Regions from separate parts of the Homo sapiens genome. Here region 2 is linked to region 1. A link is a contact called in ENCODE Hi-C or POLR2A ChIA-PET data. All regions are on one chromosome and are shown on one strand. The core of a region is the stretch at or near the end of the contact, and the rest is flanking DNA. Distances in the headings are between cores, read along the strand shown. Region 1 holds the start of SORD (sorbitol dehydrogenase). Region 2 holds the start of EIF3J-DT (EIF3J divergent transcript).

The links. Hi-C counts contacts between places; a loop is a spot of excess contacts on that map. ChIA-PET counts read pairs that join two places held with the same protein, here RNA polymerase II (POLR2A). Pooled maps may share reads with other maps.
Region 2: a map of CD8-positive, alpha-beta T cell shows a loop between it and region 1 (23-fold over the local background). The contact joins the promoter of EIF3J-DT here to the promoter of SORD in region 1. A Hi-C loop is called at or near these places in 1 of 168 maps with a recorded cell type or tissue (CD8-positive, alpha-beta T cell) and 7 of 50 pooled maps. POLR2A ChIA-PET finds 5 or more read pairs at or near these places in 1 of 52 experiments (WTC11).

What each region holds. Positions count from the first base shown.
Region 1 is chr15:45,019,825-45,024,823 of GRCh38, forward strand. SORD (sorbitol dehydrogenase) reads left to right here and starts at 3,371. Exons shown (of 9, transcript NM_003104.6): 1 at 3,371-3,525. The coding sequence starts at 3,460. RefSeq lists a silencer at 3,151-3,320 and an enhancer at 4,090-4,740.
Region 2 is chr15:44,535,368-44,540,494 of GRCh38, forward strand. EIF3J-DT (EIF3J divergent transcript) reads right to left here and starts at 1,556. Exons shown (of 2, transcript NR_034170.1): 1 at 676-1,556; 2 at 1-107. It overlaps EIF3J (eukaryotic translation initiation factor 3 subunit J), which reads left to right and starts at 1,780. Exons shown (of 8, transcript NM_003758.4): 1 at 1,780-1,870; 2 at 1,957-2,060. The coding sequence starts at 1,828. RefSeq lists enhancers at 448-1,235, 923-1,372 and silencers at 1,543-1,712, 1,903-2,212, 2,233-2,282.

The DNA.
Region 1 (4,999 bases), core at 2,121-4,620:
TTCATTAATTTGATCTTCAATCACTGATATCCTTTCTTCCATTTGAATGAATTGGCTGTTGAAGCTTGTGCATGCATCACATAGTTCTTGTGCCATGGTTTTCAGCTCCATCAGGTCATTTAAGGTCTTCTCTACACTATTTATTCCAGTTAGCCATTCGTCTAATCTTTTTTCAAGGTTTTTAGCTTCTTTGCGATGGGTTTGAACATCCTCCTTTAGCTGGGAGAAGTATGTTATTACCAACCTTCTGAAGCCTACTTCTCTCAGCTCATCAAAGTCATTCTCCGTCCACCTTTGGTCCGTTGCTGATGAGGAGCTGTGATCTTTTGGAGGAGAAGAGGCACTCTGGATTTTAGAATTTTCCGTTTTTCTGCTCTGGTTTCTCCCCATCTTCGTGGTTTTATCTACCTTTGATGCTGGTGACCTACAGATGGGGTTTTGGTGTGGATGTCCTTTTTGTTGATGTTGATGCTATTCCTATTTGCTAGTTTTCCTTCTAAGAGTCAGGTCCCTCAGCTGCAGATCTGTTGGAGTTTGCGGGAGGTCAACTCCAAACCCTGTTTACCTGAGTATTACCAGTGGAGGCTGCAGAACAGCAAATATTGCAGAAGAGCAAATGTTGCTGCCTGATCCTTCCTCTGGAAGCTTCGTCCCACAGGGGCACCCGCCTGTATGAGGTGTCAGTTGGCCCCTACTGGGAAGTGTCTCCCAGTTAGGCTACATGGGGGCCAGGGACCCACTTGAGGAGGCAGTCTGTCCATTCTCAGAGCTCAAACACTGTACTGGGAGAGCCACTGCTCTCTTCAGAGCTGTCAGACAGGGACGTTTAAGTCTGCAGAAGTTTCTGCTGTCTTTTGTTCACCTATGCCCTGCCCCCAGAGGTGAGGTCTACAGAGGCAGCAGACCTTGCAGAGCTGCGGTGGGCTCTGCCCAGTTCAACCTTCCCGGCTGCTTTGTTTACCTACTCAAGCCTCAGCAATGGCGGACGCCCCTCCCCTGCCAGGCTGCTGCCTCAGACTGCTGTGCTAGTAGTGAGCAAGGCTCTGTGGGCGTGGGACCCACTGAGCCAGGCACAGGATTTAATCTCCTGGTGTGCCATTTGCTAAGACCGTTGGAAAAGTGCAGTATTTGGGTGAGAGTGTCCTGATTTTCCAGGTACAGTCTGTCACAGCTTTCCTTGGCTAGGAAAGGGAAATCCCCCAACCGCTTGCGCTTCCCGGGTGAGGCAATGCCCCTCCCTGCTTCGGCTCACCCTCCATGGGCTGCAGCCACTGTCCAACCAGTCCCAATGAGATGAACCAGGTACCTCAGTTGGAAATGCAGAAATCACCGTCTTCTGCATCGATCACACTGGGAGCTGCAGACCGGAGCTGTTCCTATTTGGCCATCTTGGAACGGAATCTGGATGATTTACTTTTGGCTACCAATTTGGAAGCCTCATGCCAGCAGGCTACTCTAGATCTCTTGAACTTTCTAGGTAATCAAGCGGGCAAGGTGTCTAAACTGAAAGCCCAGCTCTGCCTACAACAAGTCAAATATCTAGGCCTAATCTTAGCCAGAGGAACCAGGGCCCTCAGCAAGGAACAAATACAGCCTATACTGGCACCGGTCCCTCAAGGCGTAGCACCAACCAGATTGATAAACTCACTTATCTGACCTTGTGGCCCTCGCCCAGAAACTGACTCAGTCCAAGAAGACAGCTTAGATCCCCTATGATTTCATCTCTGACCCAAACAATCAGCACTCCTGACTCACTGGCCTTTCCCCACCCATCAAACTATCCTTAAAAACTCTGAGTCCCCGTATGCTCGAATGCTTGGGGAGCCGGATTTGAGCAATAATGAAATTCCAGTCTCCTGCATAGCTGGTTCTGCATGAACTCTTTCCCTATTGCAGTTCCCCTGTCTTGATAAATTAGTTTTGTCTAGGCAGCAGGCAAGGTGAATCCATTGGGCGGTTACATATTGGGGAGGGGGGACTGTAAGGGAATGAAATCCTGAGCATTATCCTCAAAGGAGGGAGGGGCCTTATAGACTTAGGCCTATCTAGAAGCGCCTCTCTCCTCAGAGAGTAAAACCTCACTGTTTCTCAGAGGGCTGAGAGGCTTGAAGGAAGAGTTTGGGCAGAAACTCTGCTTTGAATAGAAGCAGCAGATCCAGTTGAGAGAAAGAGGTTCACAAATTCCATTTCATGGCTTTTTTTTTTTTAAAGACAGATTTTCACTCTTGTTGCCCAGGCTGGTGTTGAATGGCATGATCTCAGCTCACTGCAACCTCTGCTTCCCAGGTTCAAGCTATTCTCCTGTCTCAGCCTCCCGAGTAGCTGAGATTAAGGCGCATGCCACCATGCCCGGCTAATTTTTGTATTTTTAGTAGAGACGGGGTTTTCACCATATTGGTCAGGCTGGTCTCGAACTCCTGACCTCAGGTGATCCACCTGCCTCGGCTTCCCAAAGTGCTGGGATTACAGGCAAGAGCCACTGCGCCCGGCCTCATGTCTTTTTTATACTTAAGCACCAGGCCCATGTAATGATGCACGAATTCATTTACTCCTACTCGTGCCAGGCCCTTTCCTGGGGGCTGGAGACAAAGGGCCGACGTGGACGCTGCGTCATGGTAGCACCTGTCTCGCAAAGTGCACACCGTGCTCCACCCACAGCCTCAGCATTCTCGTTGCTAGGAATATGGACCCTCAGGCAGCACCTCAGACCTAGACCTACTGTATCAGAATCTCTGTGCTGGTCCTGAGAATGTGCATTCTCAACAGCGCCTCACATTCCCCACCCCAATTCTTCTGCAGCTAACGTTTGAGAGCGCTGGTCTGGTGCCTACTGCCTCTGCAGGCGGTTTTCAAGGCAGCCGTGTGTGCTTGCATGTGAGGCGGCAAAAACAGCGCGCTGCAGGGCCGGCGCGGTGGCTCACGCCTGTAATCCCAGCACTTTGGGAGGCGGAGGCGGGTGGATCACGAGGTCAGGATATCGAGACCATCCTGGCTAACACGGTGAAACCCCGTCTCTACTAAACAAAAATACGTGGTGGTGGGCGCCTGTAGTCCCAGCTATTCGGGAGGCTGAGGCAGGAGAATGGCTTGAACCCGGGAGGCAGAGCTTGCAGTGAGCCGGGATCGCACCACTGTACTCCAGCCTCGGCGACAAACAAACAAACAAACAAAAAAAACAGCGCGCTGCAGATGGAGCCAGCACCCGGGCTTCTCGCTCCCAGCCCCCTCCCGAAGCCCCGCCCCGCCTCCGGGTCTGGAGGAGGCTGGGAAGCCCCGCCCCTCCACGCTAGCGCCGCCCAGGCTGGCACAAAGGAGGAAGCCTAGTCCCGCCCCTGCGTGCGGCGCTTCTCCCAGGCCCCACCTTCCATCCAGTGCCCTGGACCCTCGGCTGGGTAGCGCCACCAGAGCGACCAAACGTCCCGCGCCTTCCAGGCCGCACTCCAGAGCCAAAAGAGCTCCATGGCGGCGGCGGCCAAGCCCAACAACCTTTCCCTGGTGGTGCACGGACCGGGGGACTTGCGCCTGGTAAGCTGGGAAGGAGGGTGGGAAGCATACCGATCCTGCCTCACTCTCCTCTGAGCCCAGCCATAGTCCTGGCTTCCCACTTCCAGCCTGGCGCCGGCCCCGCACCTTAAGCGCCCTGGCTGCCCAGATCCCAGCTGGTTCCCCTCGGGGTGTGGGGGCAGCAGGTAGTGGCTGTTGCGAAGGGCAGGGATCTAGTCGTGTGCCTCCCGGAACCTAGCCCCGTGGCTGGCACGTGGCCGGTGCCCAGGACGGTTGCAAACTGTTTGAATGAAGCTTTCTCTCTCCTTTGCCAGCTGCAGATTCATAGTCCAGCCTCTTGTCATTGACCTTTCCAAAGGAAATGCTAAGGCTGTCTGAATTATCGGGGCAGACCGTGCAGAGCAGAGAAAGGGGGGCCAGAGGACACTTAGAAACAGCAGAACTTGTATTTAACTCCCTTGCTTGGGACTGATAAACCTCCCTTGCAGGATTATGATGATCACAAGAGTACTCAGCACTTAGTACGTGCTCAGGAAGTGCCAGCTCCTTCTCCTTTCCTTCCAGTCTAGGCCTCCATCTCCAGAACCCCTGCTGTTCCCCTTGCCTGTGCCAGACTTGTGGATCTTGATAGCTCCCTTGTCTGTAAGGATCCTTCTCTCCCTAAGACCCTGTCTGGTTCACTTTCCAGCAGTTTTTCTTTCCAATCCCGTGCCTCTGTCCCTTTAGGAGCATTCTGTATGTGTGTCCTCTGCCTTAGACCCTGCCTTTTGCTCCCTGGCTTGTGGCACCAAAGTTTAGGAAGTGGCTGAGTCAGCAGCCTAGTCATGCCAAGCCTCCCTTGACAAAGTCCCTCTCAGATGGGCCTGGGATGGCAGTGGGTATGTGGGATGAGTGCCAGCCATCTCTGCTGCTCCCCTGTACCTCTTTTCCCTCAAAGTACATGCGTCAGTATGTAAACTGCAGTAATTCAGAAGCTTATCCAGGTTAGCAGTTCTTGACTATTTAAGAATCTGTGGTGTCCCCTCCACAGAATGCAAATAGACTGAGTTTGGCAACAATTTCAGACTGCTCAAGGACTCCCTTTAAGCCGCTCTAAGCCCCTCTATAGAACCCTTGTCCCAGCTGACTCTCCATCTCCTCAGTTGAAGAAAGTACCATACCCAAGGTGATAGGTTTTGTTAGTTAACAGAGCCACGACAAGGACTCAGATGTTCAGACTCCCCATTCTAGTGCTCATTCCACTCTTTGGAGCCTCCACCCAAGGTCCTGAATTAAAGTGAGGCTGTTAGTGTTTACTGTTGCAAATGCCAGATGGTATTATGAGTAAGGGAAAGTGGTCCAGCTCTACCCAGCTTGCAGAGTGATTTCCAACTCAGTACTTCATTCCACAAACATTCACTCATGAAAGGGTGCCTGCCATGTGCCAGGCACTGGGCTGAGGGCCCAGAAAGGAGGACACAGCCCCTGCTCCCAAGTTTACTGAGGGAGGCAGACA
Region 2 (5,127 bases), core at 306-2,805, 490 kb before region 1:
ATCCACCTTTATAAATGGCTGTCTGTAGATCATGGCCTCTCACATTTTAACTGGGCTGTAGAATATGTATTGAAGGATCATCTTTATAAAATGTTTATTTGTAGACTCTGAAAAGATAACACCAGAAAGGGGGAACAATGGTTACCACTAGAAAGAACGGAGCGGAGCAGCTGATCGTTGTATCTACCTTTTTTGTTTTTTTTTTTTTTTTGAGACGGGTCTAACTGTCGCCCAGGCTGGAGAGCCGTGGCGCGATCTCGGCTCACTGTTGCAACCTCCGCCTCCCGGGTTCAAGCGATTCTCCTGCCTCAGCCTCCCTAGTAGTGGGGATTACAGGCGCCCGCCACCACGCCCAGGTGATTTTTGTATTTTTAGTAGAGGTGGGGTTTTACCATGTTGGCCAGGCTGGTCTCGAACTCCTGACAGCAAATGATCCGCCCATCTCGGCCTCCCAAAATGCTGGGATTACAGGCGTGAGCCACCGCGTCCTGCCCACGTATCTACCTTTTTATCACATGAATGTTGTACCAAGTTCGCGTATTACATATTTGAAAATAAATTGCGAAAATAACAAAAACAAAATCCATCTACTGGCTAGCTCTTTAAAATCCTGCGGGGGAGCCCAGTGGCCCAACGGCGAAGTTTAGCCCATCTTGCCCTTTCTGGTCAGTGTACCTGTTCCATTTATCTCTGACTGCGCCACTCAGTCAGGTGAGGGACCACTGGAGTTTTCTACCGGAAATGCACTTCAGCAAATGCCACTTGCTCTCTCCAACTTCAGTTTCAACCAGCGCCTACCTCAGGAAGCCTTCCTTCATCCTCCGGCCCCCGCCGCCGCTAAGGTTATCCTTTTACATTCAACCTCATAATGCTGCTTTTTGTGGCAGTCATCACAGTGTCGAAATTTGTTTACATGTCCATCTTTGCTACTTGATGGAGGGCAAAGATACACCTCATACCTAGCATAGACCCCAGGAGGTCCGAAATTGTTCTGCGAAAGAAAAAAAAATCAATGTGCTGGCCTCAAAGGGGCTCACAGGAAGGGAAAAGCCTCGAAGACTAAGGCTCTCTTCGATTCCTTCGTGACTAACTCGAGGCAAACATGCCAGGAACGCGGCTCTCCCCACCCGCTCCTGCATCTGCGCCCGGGGATCGCCGGATTCCAGAGGGGTCCCCTCCACCTAGCGCGCGACGACTCCCTCTGGGGTCCCGGAAGCCCGGCCACCGACCCCACAGGCGGGCGTGGCCTCAGAGCCCTCTTCTGAGCACGGCGTGGGTATCCGCAGGCGGCCATGGACGGTGATCACAGTGACCAGAGGGACAGCGCACCCTCCGGTCGAAGCGGGGTAGGCGTTGGCAGGGGAGGGGCGACGAAGACTGGCGAGGTTCAGGCGCCAGCCAAAGAACCACTCTGCTAACTTCCTGGCACTTACGTTTCCTACCCGGGGCCCAGAGTCGGGCGGCGGTCTTCCAGCACCACGAACTCCAGTACTGGTCTGCGTTGTAGGGAGCTGGAAGCCCGACCCAGCACTCCTCAGCCCCCTGTGCCCCTCCCTCTGCTCTTTCCGCCCCTCCCTCCGCCCCCCTCCGCCCCCCCCTCCGCCTCTCCCTCAGCCCCGCAGCGCCACCGACCGCGTTCCCCGCCCACTTCTTACCCGCGCGCGTCGCCGCCGCCGCCTGAGGGGGCGTGGCCTCGGCTCGGCGCACAGTCAGCCACGGTCCCATCCTGCTCCGCGCCGGTCAACGAGAGCAAACCCAGTGACTCACCTCCGCCGTGCTAACTCCTCGCTAGCTCTCCCTCTCACACACGCTCACACCCGGCTCGAGATGGCGGCGGCGGCGGCGGCGGCGGGGGACTCGGACTCCTGGGGTGAGGAGAAGTTGCTGGGGCAGGGCCCGGGCCGGCGCCGGCCCCACGCAGTGGCAGGCACTAACACGGCTCGCTTTCTTCCGTAGACGCCGACGCTTTCTCCGTGGAAGACCCAGTGCGGAAGGTGGGGGGCGGCGGCACTGCCGGCGGGGACCGCTGGGAAGGCGAGGACGAGGACGAGGACGTCAAGGTGGGTGCGGGCTAGGGCGCCGGGCAGCGCGGAAGCGGGCTGGCGCTGTTGCCGGCCGACTCTGGGCCCCGGGTCGCTGCCGGGGCCTGCGGGCCGTGGGTCCAGGCGCGAGCATAGGGCCTGGCGGTGCTCTCTTCCCCTCCGCTTGCCGGCCATGTGTGGGCCGAAGACTGGCAGCGTGGCCTCCCGGACTCCCTCGCCGGTTGAGAGTCTGCTCTCCGGCGTGGATCCCACCCGCCGGCTGGCGACGAAAGGTGACAGCATCGGCCGGGTCGGCCCACGTGCAAGCTTCGCGGTCCGGAGCCTCTCGCAGGAATGAGACCGGGAAGTTGGGAATTGAGCCTTGTAGCTTATCCATATGGAAAGCCTTGAGACTCGCCTGTCTTTTCGAGCTCAAGTCAGCCCAGGGCCAGTAACTCATTTATGACCCTGAGGTCTACTTATACAGTTTGTTCGAGGGATTAGATGAGTGAAATATTGTAGTTGAATTTCAACCTTTTTTTCCCACACGAGACAGCTAGAAACAGTAAAGGGAAATAACTTTTGGCTCTCCCTTCCCCCACCCTGTGGTAAAAAGAATGAACTGACCACTGAGATAGCCCGCAGTTAGTGGACAGAAACCCAGGTAGTTCACACCGTGACCTGAGAAATGGAGAGACGACAGTTACTCAACTACACACATACGACACCTAAGGAAATATTGAAGATTTGGTGGTGGTTGTAGATGACGGGCCCGTGGTTTTTTGTTGTTGTTGTTGTTTTGTCTGTGCCTTGTAGATAATCATTTTTACCTCAGTCGTTTGATTTTGAAAACTCCGAAGGGTTCATTATACAGCTGTAAGTGACATTTACTTCTACATGGTTTTTTTTTTTTTTTACAGTAGTTACAGAAGTCTCAAATCCAAAATGTTAAGACTCTTATTAACAAAGTTCTCAAAATCTTGTTATATTTGTGCAGATAAAGTTTTGTGTGAAATGGAAAATGATTTTTTTTTGTGGTTTTGCCTAATTTAGTGAATTTCTCCTAATTTATAAACACAAACGGAGAACCCTATAAATCCTGCCTGGGCTGAAAAGTTTAAGCTAGATAATCACTATGAACTTAATAGGAATGTTGTTTTGAGTTTTTCTGTTCTCTCCCCAGTCCGATGAGGTTGGATGTGTGGATGTCCGATTTACTGACAGCCTGAGGTTCAAGAATGTTGTGAGCTTTGCACACATTGAAGTTAATAAATCGACTGGTTATTGTTTGAAGACACTCAGATGCTTTATTTACATGTTGTAGAAACATGGGACTAGATTTTGTTACCAGCCGCATTACAAGATATTAGTTACCCCTCTACATTGTAGCAGATTTTCAGTTTTGAGCCTTGGGTTCATATTGGTCCTTTCATTTTTTTCCATGCATATAGGAAGTGGCAGTTAAGACATCTGTTATGAAATTTGGGAATAAATTAACAAATGCAGAGAAAAGATTAGAGATATTAGGAAAGAAGTTGCAGAAAATGAAGTTTTAATGGATAGTCTAGACTAATGTCATGGAATAACTTCCTTGGGATTAAGGGATCTAAATGGTATCGATCTTGATGAATATAATTCTTTTTTTTTTTTTTTTTGAGATGGAGTTTCGCTCTTGTTGCCCAGGCTGGAGTGCAATGGCGCGATCTTGGCTCACTGCAACCTCCACCTCCTGGGTTCAAGTGATTCTCCTGCTTCAGCCTCCCAAGTAGCTGGGATTACAGGCACGCACCACCACGCCTGGCTAATTTTGTATTTTTAGTAGAGACGGGGTTTCGCCATGTTGCCCAGGCTGGTCTTGAACTTCTGACCTCAGGTGATTCTCCTGCCTTAGCCTCCCAAAGTGCTGGAATTATAGGCGTGAGCTACCGTACCCAGCCTCTGATGAATATAATTCTGATCACTTGGAACAAGTTTTGGATATTTACAAGTTGTAAGGGACCACAAAGATTATCTTGTCCAGTTGCTCTTTTTTTTTTGGAAATGGAGTCTCGCTCTGTCACCCAGGCTGGAGTGCAGTGGCACAATCTCCGCTCACTGCAAGCTCCGCCTCCCAGGTTCACTCCATTCTCCTGCCTCAGCCTCCCGAGGACTACAGGTGCCCACCACCACGCCCGGCTAATTTTTTCTATTTTTAGTAGAGACGGGGTTTCACCGTGTTAGCCAGGATGGTCTCAATCTCCTGACCTTGTGATCTGCCCGCCTTGGCCTCCCAAAGTGCTGGGATTACAGGCGTGAGCCACCACACCCGGCCCCAGTTGCTGTTTTAGTGCTAAATTTCTTTTTCTTTTTTTTTTTTTTTTTTAACTTAAAGCAATCTATCTATTCATCTAATTTTTTGAGAGAAGGTCTCACCCCGTTTCCCAGGCTGGAGTGCAGTGGCACGATCTCTGCAACCTCCGCCTCCCGGATTCAAGTGATTCTCCAGCCTCAGCCTTTCTAGTAGCTGGGATTACAGGTGTGCACCGCCGTGCCCAGCTAATTTACATATTTTTTTCTTTTTTTTTTTTTTGAGATAGAGTCTTGCTCTGTCACCCAGGCTGGAGTGCCGTGGCACGATCTTGGCTCACTGCAACCTCCGCCTCCCAGGTTCAAGCAGTTCTCTGCCTCAGCCTCCCGAGTAGCTGGGATTACAAGCGCCCACCACCACACCCAGCTAATTTTTGTATTTTTAGTAGAGACGGGGTTTCACCATCTTGGCCAGGCCGGTCTTGAACTCCTGACTTCGTGATCCACCCGCCTCGGCCTCCCAAAGTGCTGGGATTACAGACGTGAGCCACCGCGCCTGGCTATATATATATATATATATATATATATATATATTTTTTTTTTTTTTTTGTAGATACAGGGTTTCGCCATGTTACCTAGGCTGGTCTCAAACTCCTGAGGTCAAAGTGATCTTCCCGCCTCGGCCTCCCAGAGTGCTGGGATTACAGATGTGAGCCACTGCACCTGACCTATTTATTTTGAGACGGATTTGTGAGACTGGCTAATTTTTGTGTTTTTGGTAGAGGTGGAGTTTCGCCAAGTTGCCCAGGCTGGTCTCAAA